Linked DNA regions of Homo sapiens: region 2 is linked to region 1. Evidence: read pairs that join two places in POLR2A ChIA-PET (ENCODE). Cell type or tissue: PC-9. All regions are shown on one strand.

Region 1 (4,000 bases):
CGCAAAGCCTTTAGGACCTGTGCCTCCCGCACTCCCATCACCTCCCTCACCTAACATCCTGCCACTCCCCTGCACCCTCTCAGCTCCCTGATGCTCCTCAGAACACCTCCAAGTGCATTCCTGCCTCAGGGCCTTTGCACTTGCCGTTACTCCTGCCTGGCATATTTCCTCAGGTACCCACAGGGCTCCTCTCCTCAACTGTCATCTCAAAACAATCATAAGCAAACAGGATCTGCTTTGGGAAGGCCCTCCCTGATCAGCCCATCTGAAGAAGCGCCCTGGCCCCTCTCTCTTCCCTCACCCTGCGTCGTGCTCCCTTACTCTGCGATTATTCTCTGCCCTCTCTAGTAGTAGAAAGCCTCCACAGGACTGCACTCTGTCTGTCTCGTTCACTGCTGCAACCCTGGCACCTGTGTGCCGCCTGGCTCCCAGTTGGTGTTCCACTGTACATCTGCTGAATGTTGACTTGAATGGGAGATTGCACTGTCTGGGTATGTGCGTGTGGCTTCCCCTGCCTGGGTGATACCTTACTGTCTCTAAGGTCCCCAGCTCGCAGATACTGCCTGGCATTTAGTAAGTAGCCAGGTTGGATTCGCTGTACAAATGGACACATGAAGACAGGAAGGAACTCACAGCAGGGCAGGAGAGACCACTGCATGGGGGTCAGGAAACTGGAATTCCAGATAAACCCCTGCCACTCACCATCATTAGGCCTTGGGCAAGTCACTTCACCTCTTTGAACCTTAGTTTTTCACCCATAACATGGGCATGGTGACCCCTGTGCTGTTGGCCTCACAGGGCTGTTGTGAGGATTACATGACAAAGACAAAGCAAGGCACAGGGACAGCCCTGCTCAAGCTGCAGCTCTCCCATGAGGCTCCACCTGACACCTCACCTTGCCAGGCCAACCAATCCTTTCTCTGAGCCCCCGAGGAGCCCCTCCAGCGCCTCATAGATTGTGTGTGTGTGTGTGTGTGTGTGTGTGTGTGTGTGTGTGTGTGTGTGTGTGTCAGGGCCCTGCTGGTGCTTTTATGGAAGCTATATTTTTATGACTACCCTCCCCAAACTGTGCACCCCTTGAGATGGGGCCCTGCCCCACCATCTTTGCGTCCGTTGGTCTTACCCTGTGCCTGGCAGCTAGGAGTGCTCCTGGGACATCTGATGACTGGCCAAGTACATTTGTTGAAAGCTATGGATGTATGAGTATGATGTGAGTAACTACAGGTGGCGACTTTAGGCCTGCATAGATGGCTGGGGTGAGGCAATTCAGCAAGGGGCTATTTGGGTTCTGGGGCAGGAGGGCCAGGTGGGGCCTCAAGTGCCCCCCGGCCCCCCCGCCGAGAGGAAGGGAGGGGGGTGGTGCTGGACTGGCCAAGTTCACTGTAGGCCAAGGGCTGGACAGCTTCCTCCCCAGACATGGGCCACATCGGCCACATCTTCTGAGCTGCGGGGTGGAGGCCTGGCTGCCCACCTGCATTCCTTACTCTGCGTACCCATGATCTCATCCCGGCCCTCAGCCACCCACAGGGCAGGAGGCTTTGCCCCATTGTGCAGATGAGACAGCCATGCCCTGCCCTGGGATGGTCATTTGGCCTGGGCTCAGGGCACTCTAGTGGGCCCCAGGCTCCGGCGGGGTGAGTGGAATGTGGTCACGGAGGCCACCCCACGCTGTCTTGTTGGGTTTAATGAGCCCCATTGGTCTGTCCATACCCTGAATAAGCTCTGGTCTACCGACCCTCCTATGGGCTGCTGGGGCGGGGGAGGTCCCAGGGTTTTCCAGATTCAGCTGTCCTCCCTCTGCAGTCTCAGGGACCCAGACAGGGCTGGCTGACAAACAGGTCCTGCCCGGGATGGGCGTGGGGCTGAGCGAGCGAAACTCCTTTTAGGAAGGAAATCTCGGCCAGGTTGAGAAACCAGCATCTTGCCAAGGCCTAGGGGGTGGGGGAGCCCAGGTGAGCCGACTCAGTCCTCAGGAATGGGTGGGGTCTCCAGGAGAGGCGGGCACTTCCTCCGCCCCAGCCCAGGGTCCTGTTCAATCCTTATTGAGGAGTTTCCTGGCGACAGGCAGTGACCTGTCGGCTGCCTGTGTGGGAAGCCGCTTGGCGTGGCCCTCCCCATCTCATTAGTGGTGATTCACCTGGACTCACCTGGCTGTCAGGGACCTGTCCCACTGCCCGCTGGAACCAGCTCAGCAGGCACCCTCTGAGGGGCAGAGACCTCGTTCCCTCAGCTCCCCGTCCTCCATGGTGTCCAGGGCAGAGTGTACCAGGCACACAGTCAGAGCTCACAATTCATTCATTTGACTAACAAATATTTACTGAGCACCTACTGTATGCCAGACACTGGGCGAGGTGCTGGGGCTACAGAGTGAACCAGGCAGACCCAAATCCCTGCCCTCTTGGAACTCACATTCTTGTGGGAAAAGTCAGACAGTAAACAAATAAATAAGTGAATCACATAAGCTGCAGAAGATGGTGAGTGCTGTGGAGAAAAATAAAGGCAGGAAGAGTGTGAGATGGGGGCCATGCCTTTAAATAGGGTGTTCAGGGTGGGCCTTTCTGAGAATGTGGTATTTGAGCAAAATCTGATGAAGGTGGAGGTAAAGAAGGGAGCTGTGCAAATAAGGGAGAAATAAACTATACCAGGAAACAGCGAGTGCAAAGGCCCTGGGGTGGGAGTGGGAGTCAGGGTGGTTTCAGGAATAGCCAGGAGACACGTAGCTGAAGCAAGCTGGCAACAGGGCAGATAGCGGAAGACGGGGTCAGAGAGGTGGAGGTGGTGCAGACTTGTGGGGTCTTATAGGCCTTTGTAGGAACTTTGGCTTTTTCTCAGTTGATTTCTGTCAAAATGCTCCCAAATCCCCCAGTTGAACCTGAGACCAGCGCCTCAGTCTTCTTCCGCCCGGCTTGGAGCTTGCAGAGATAACTCAAGGGTCAGGGGTGTTTTCACTGGGAGGCTACCTTCTAGCAGGGTCTGGGTGGATAAGTTTGCTGGGCAGGGGTGAGGTGCCCGTGGAGCACATGTGAAGAGGAGGAAGACTGTTCAGGACACAAGTACTTGCTGCAGGGGGATTTGGTGGGAAGAGGAGCAGAAAGGAGCTAAGCTGAAAGAGAAAGGTGAGGCCCGTTCTGTAGGAGCCAGCCTCACGCAACTGTCCTTCCAGCCTCAGCTGGGATTGTGCCCCAGCTGACAGTCCATGCTCCAACATCTCTCTTTAGTCTGGGTCTTTGCACTGCTCTTCCTTCTGCCTGGAAATCCTCACTGTCCTTTGCCTGGTAAATTCCCATGCATCCTGGCGGTCTTGGCTTAGATATTACGAAGTGGTCCCTTAGGTCCCAGAGCAAGGGCTCCTCCCATGGGCCCAGCACGCCCCCCACTGAAGCATGTTTCACATCGTATCATAACTGCCCACCGTGGGGTCTTGCTTCTCTGTGAGACCATGGCCTCCACAAGGGCTTGGACCATGTTGGGGTTTGCCTAGAACAGAGGCTGCCACAGGTGCGAGCAAACACGCACTAGGATTTGGATCCCTCAGATGCTTCCAAGCAGAGTAACAAGATCAGACTCACATTTTAGAAAGATGACTCTGACTCCAGTGTCTATGTTGGGGAGTGGGCGGGGCTGGAGATGGGCAACAGCTTAGAGGCTATTGCAATAGTCCAAGCAGATGCAAGGAAGGATAGAACCAGCGAGTCAGCTGCTGGGAGCAAGAAGAGGAGCACGATCTGGGAGAGTTTTTGGAAGAGACATCAACAGGACCTGGTGACCACTGGCCCTGGGGATAGTGAGAAGGGAGTGGAGGGTGGGTCCAGCTTTCCCTCTGTTATTTTGTGTCCTTCCTCCTGTCTTGCCGGTGAACAGATCCGACTTCCTAAGGCACAATATAGTGCAGCGGTTATGAGCACAGGCTTTGGAGCCCAACTCTGGGTTCGGCTCTCCTCTCCACTACATACTTGCTGGGTAAGATTGGGACAGATTTACTCAACCTCTCTGTCCCTCA
Region 2 (4,000 bases), 570 kb after region 1:
ACTCACAGGGTGCTGAGTCTACTCTGCTGAACTGTGGCTGGCCCCAGGGGACCTGAGAAAAATGGGCAATTCAAAACATCTTTAGAGAAGGCCAAACAGCTAACAAGACAGGGCGATGGATGTGGTGGTGGGATTTGCATTCGGGGGCCCTGCCAAGTGGACCTCAGAACAGGAAACACGCTGGGCACGCACGGCCAGGAAAGATGAATTTGGGAGCGGGGGTTCAAGAAGCAGTATGGAAGGATGCCTCCACCCAGGTTTGGGGTGACTTCAAGGAGGAGAGTTTCGACTTTTTTCTTGTGTTTATTTATACCCAACCCTTTTCTGAAAAGGTGTTACAGTAGCTTTCAATAAAGGACATGCAAAAAGCTAGAAATAGAAAAGCAGGAACAGGGACGGTCTCCATCTGAAGCAGAGGACTGGAGCCCGAGCCTCACAGGGAAAGGCCTTGCTTCTCCCAGCCCCTGGGGAAGAGCTGGTGGGAAAAGCAGAGTGATCTCCAAGGAGAGGAAGAAGAGGAGGGACTCTGGCTGATGTGAACGCACATCGCACCAGAAGTCAAAAACCTAGATCTCCCTCTGGGTTCTTCCTCTCCTGAATTTTCTGAGCTAGGGTAACCACATCACCTTTCTGAGCCTCACTTTGCTCATCTGTGATATGAAAATAAAAATATTAGAGTCCTGGCTGGGTGCGGTGGCCCACGCCTGTAATTGCAACACTTTGGGAGGCTGAGGCGGGTGGATCACTTGAGGCCAGGAGTTTGAGACCAGCCTGGCCAACATGGTGAAGACCCACCTCTACTAAAAATACAGAAATTAGCTGGGTATGGTGGCACATGACTATAATCCCAGCTACTTGGGAGGCTGAGGCATGAGAATCACTTGAACCTGGGAGGTGGGGGTTTCAGTGAGCCAAGATTGTGTCATTGCAATCCAGCCTGGGTGACAGAGTGAGACCTTGTCTTAAAAAATAAATAAAAATAAGCTAAGTAAATTGGCTATGTTCTTTAACAATATATATGTCAAAGTCCTGATAACAGAGGACTCGGTTGCTGTAAGTTACCTGACCTACCTGTACAGTTTGCAATGGGACCTGCCCTTGGACAGGGCCACTTGGAGGACTTTCATGGTACATACACTGCATTACTGTGCCCCTGGGAATGAATGGTCACTAGAGGAGGGGAGAAAGAGGGAAGATGCAAGGAGGTGTGTTTTCGGTGCCTGCCAGCCTCCTGCCCCTCCTAAGTGGGTCCACCCACAAACTGCCTAGAAATGGCAGCCCCCAGGTAGCCTTGTTTCATGTCCATGACCCCTTCCTCCAGCCCAGCTGGTTGGATCAGGGTGGCATCTGACTCAAGGGCAGCCAACCCACAGGTTGCCCAATGATGTATGTGTGGCTAGACCTGAAATGGGGGCCTGTCCAATCAGCCCATTATCCTGAGCGGCTGAGTCAGTGAATGCTGGCAGCTGCTACCGGAAGGCCATGAAGGAGAGTTGAGCTGGAGAGGTCATGATGCCTGGAAAGCTGAAGTTATGAGGAAGCAGACACCATGACTCAGGAGAGGAACTGCATGGACAAAAAGCAGCAGATGCTGGGGAGTGACTGAGTCATGCCAGGGTGGTCATCTATTGCTGTTGTCAAAAACTACTCCCAACCGCAGGGGCTTAAAACAACTATTTTATTATATCCCATGACGATGGGTCAGGAATTTGGACAGAGCTTGGCCGAGCAATTCAGGTGGCAGTTAGGCTGGTCTGGAAGGTCTGAGGCAGCTGCACTCCCATATCTTCTGGTGCTTTGGTGGAGATGGCTGGAAGGCTGGACTCAGCTGGGATGGTCAGCCAGAGCCCCTCCAGCATGACGGTCTCAGAGCAACTCAGAGGACATCCTAGGTGGCAGTTCAGGGCTTCCAGAGAGAACGTTCCAAGAGGCCTGAGCTGAAGCTCCAAGGCATCTTCAACTCAGCATGTCACATTCTATTGCACAAACAAGGCACTAAGAGCAACCCAGATTCAAGAGGAAGGGAATTAGACTCTGCCTCTCTACAGGAAGGATAACATGGGATTTGCAGCCATCTTTATTCTACCACAGGTAGAATACAGAAGCACCAGAAGAATACAGAAGCACCAGAAACTTCTGTAGATGATGATCCTAGAGCTACCTTGAATCCAAAATGCCCATCTGGTTCAGGAAAACCATCCCTGTTGCAACTCCTGTTTGGATTTCTGAGTGCCCATCCCCCTCACTGTGTTTGTCCTCACAATAATGCACCTGTACTTGAGTGAGCTTGAGCGGATTTCTCTTCCTGTGCTCAGGGAGCCAACCTACAGCAGTGGTGAGTCCCTTAGACCCTTCCTCTTCCATTAGAAAAGAAAGGCCAGGTGTGCCAGCAAGAAGTTACCCAACATGAGAGCCAATAAAACTTAGGTGGTAGGGAGAGGGAGCCCTTGGTCTTGTAATCTGAGCTTCAGTTTCCCCATCTGGAACATGGAAGTGAAACTGCCCAATCGACCTACCTGAATCATTGTAACCAAGTAACCTGAAAGACACTTCCTGTCATTTGCCTGATATGATGTAGTCCATATCATGACATCCACACCCTTGATTTGGGGTCACTTTGCAAATGCTCATCACTGCCTATCCCCATGACCTTGGCAAGCCCATCTCACCTACAATATATGAGTAGATGTTTGAAATAAGTGACCTTTAAGGACCTCCTAGCTCTGAAATTCTAGAATTCTGAGAGGTCTGGGGTAAAGGGAAAGGTTGGCATAACTTGATCTTAGGGCAAGGATGCAGCTAGCTGGTGGTGAATAAGGGAGGCAGCCCCAAGTAGGGTGCAGGGTGGGGTCTGTAGGGCCAGAATAGAGATTAAGAGGGAAGGGACTCCAAGCGTGTAGGAGGGATGGTAGGGTTGGGTGCCGAGAAGGGAAAATGGCATTTCAACCACCATACCAACTTTAGTCCTCCTCCTTTGCCCTTACTCCCCTTCCTTGAGCCTTCTAAGTTTTTGGGCCCTGTTGGCCTTTGCATATTCTGTTCCCTCTGCTCAGAAGCCTCTCCCAATCCCAACAGGCTAACTCCAATCATTCTGTCTCTCCTAAATGTCTCTTAGAGAAGTCTTCCCCGAAGCCCCAACCCAAATAAGAACCCTCTTCATACCTTCTTTCATAGCACCAATTTCCCTTCCCAGCCCTCACTGTACACATCATTATATATGTCTTGGTGTCATTATTAGCTTACTGTCCATCTCTCCCATTAAACAGGGGCTTCCACAAAGGCAGTGTTTGGTTGGTATTTGCTGAATGAACAAATGCACACAAGTTCACTGGGAGCAGACCAGGATGCAGGTCCTCACTGTCCAGGCCACAGAGCAGGATCCCTGTCGACAGGTGCCAAAGAGAAGAAAGGCTGCCCCCAGGGAGCTGAGAGGAGCCCTCCAGTGCCCCGGCCCCGACCCTGGCCCACTCTGCCCTGCCAACACACACGGCTGACGCTGAGCGCTAGAACACTGCAGCTTTATTGATAGAACAACCGCGTCCGCAACTAGAGGTTACATTTGGGGGCTTGGAGGTGAAAGAGAGGCAAATGGGGAACAGAGGCTGGGGTGGAGACAGACAGCAAGGCAAAGGGGTGAGGATGGGGCTGTGTGACTAAAAAAACAACCCCAATCATTTCACCCATTAATAAGGGGGTCTCCTGTTGTGCTTTTACCTTGGTGGCGGGGTGGGCTGGGGTGGTCAGACATGTGGGCCTGGGCATGAGGAGTTTTGGCTTTTCTCCCAAGTCTTTGAGGTCTCAGGGCTGGTGCAGCCCCTTCCCTCCCTGACCCTTCTCCTGGGCTGGGGATAAAGGCCTTGGTGAGCTGGCTACTCTAGGGCAGGAAGAATGCATGGAGACCTAGAGGGCCACCAGAGTTGGGCTGAGATGGTGATTATGTGGGTGGCTGGGAGGATGGCGGGAGGGGGCCAGGAAGGAGGGCAGTCCTATCCTAGGAGGG

What was found. Peaks named below come from ENCODE experiments on the same cell type or tissue, not always from the same donor. Only the 100,000 strongest peaks of a DNase experiment are listed, where the experiment ranks them.
Region 2: POLR2A ChIA-PET joins it to region 1 with 8 read pairs; 1 of 35 experiments calls an interaction of 5 or more read pairs at or near these places.

What each region holds. Positions count from the first base shown.
Region 1 is chr6:37,054,624-37,058,623 of GRCh38, forward strand. No RefSeq gene overlaps it. Among named protein-coding and RNA genes, the nearest start is that of FGD2, 51 kb to the left of the region's middle. RefSeq lists enhancers at 1,672-2,558, 2,606-3,107, 3,108-3,607. In PC-9, no CTCF peak of the experiment used is centred here; DNase peaks (open chromatin) are centred at 1,308, 2,168, 2,288 and 3,618; H3K4me3 peaks cover 1,220 bases; H3K27ac peaks cover 4,000 bases.
Region 2 is chr6:37,629,015-37,633,014 of GRCh38, forward strand. MDGA1 (MAM domain containing glycosylphosphatidylinositol anchor 1) reads right to left here. Exons shown (of 17, transcript NM_153487.4): 17 at 1,665-4,000. Among named protein-coding and RNA genes, the nearest start is that of MDGA1, 67 kb to the right of the region's middle. RefSeq lists an enhancer at 2,590-2,639. In PC-9, no CTCF peak of the experiment used is centred here; DNase peaks (open chromatin) are centred at 1,517 and 2,447; H3K27ac peaks cover 3,288 bases.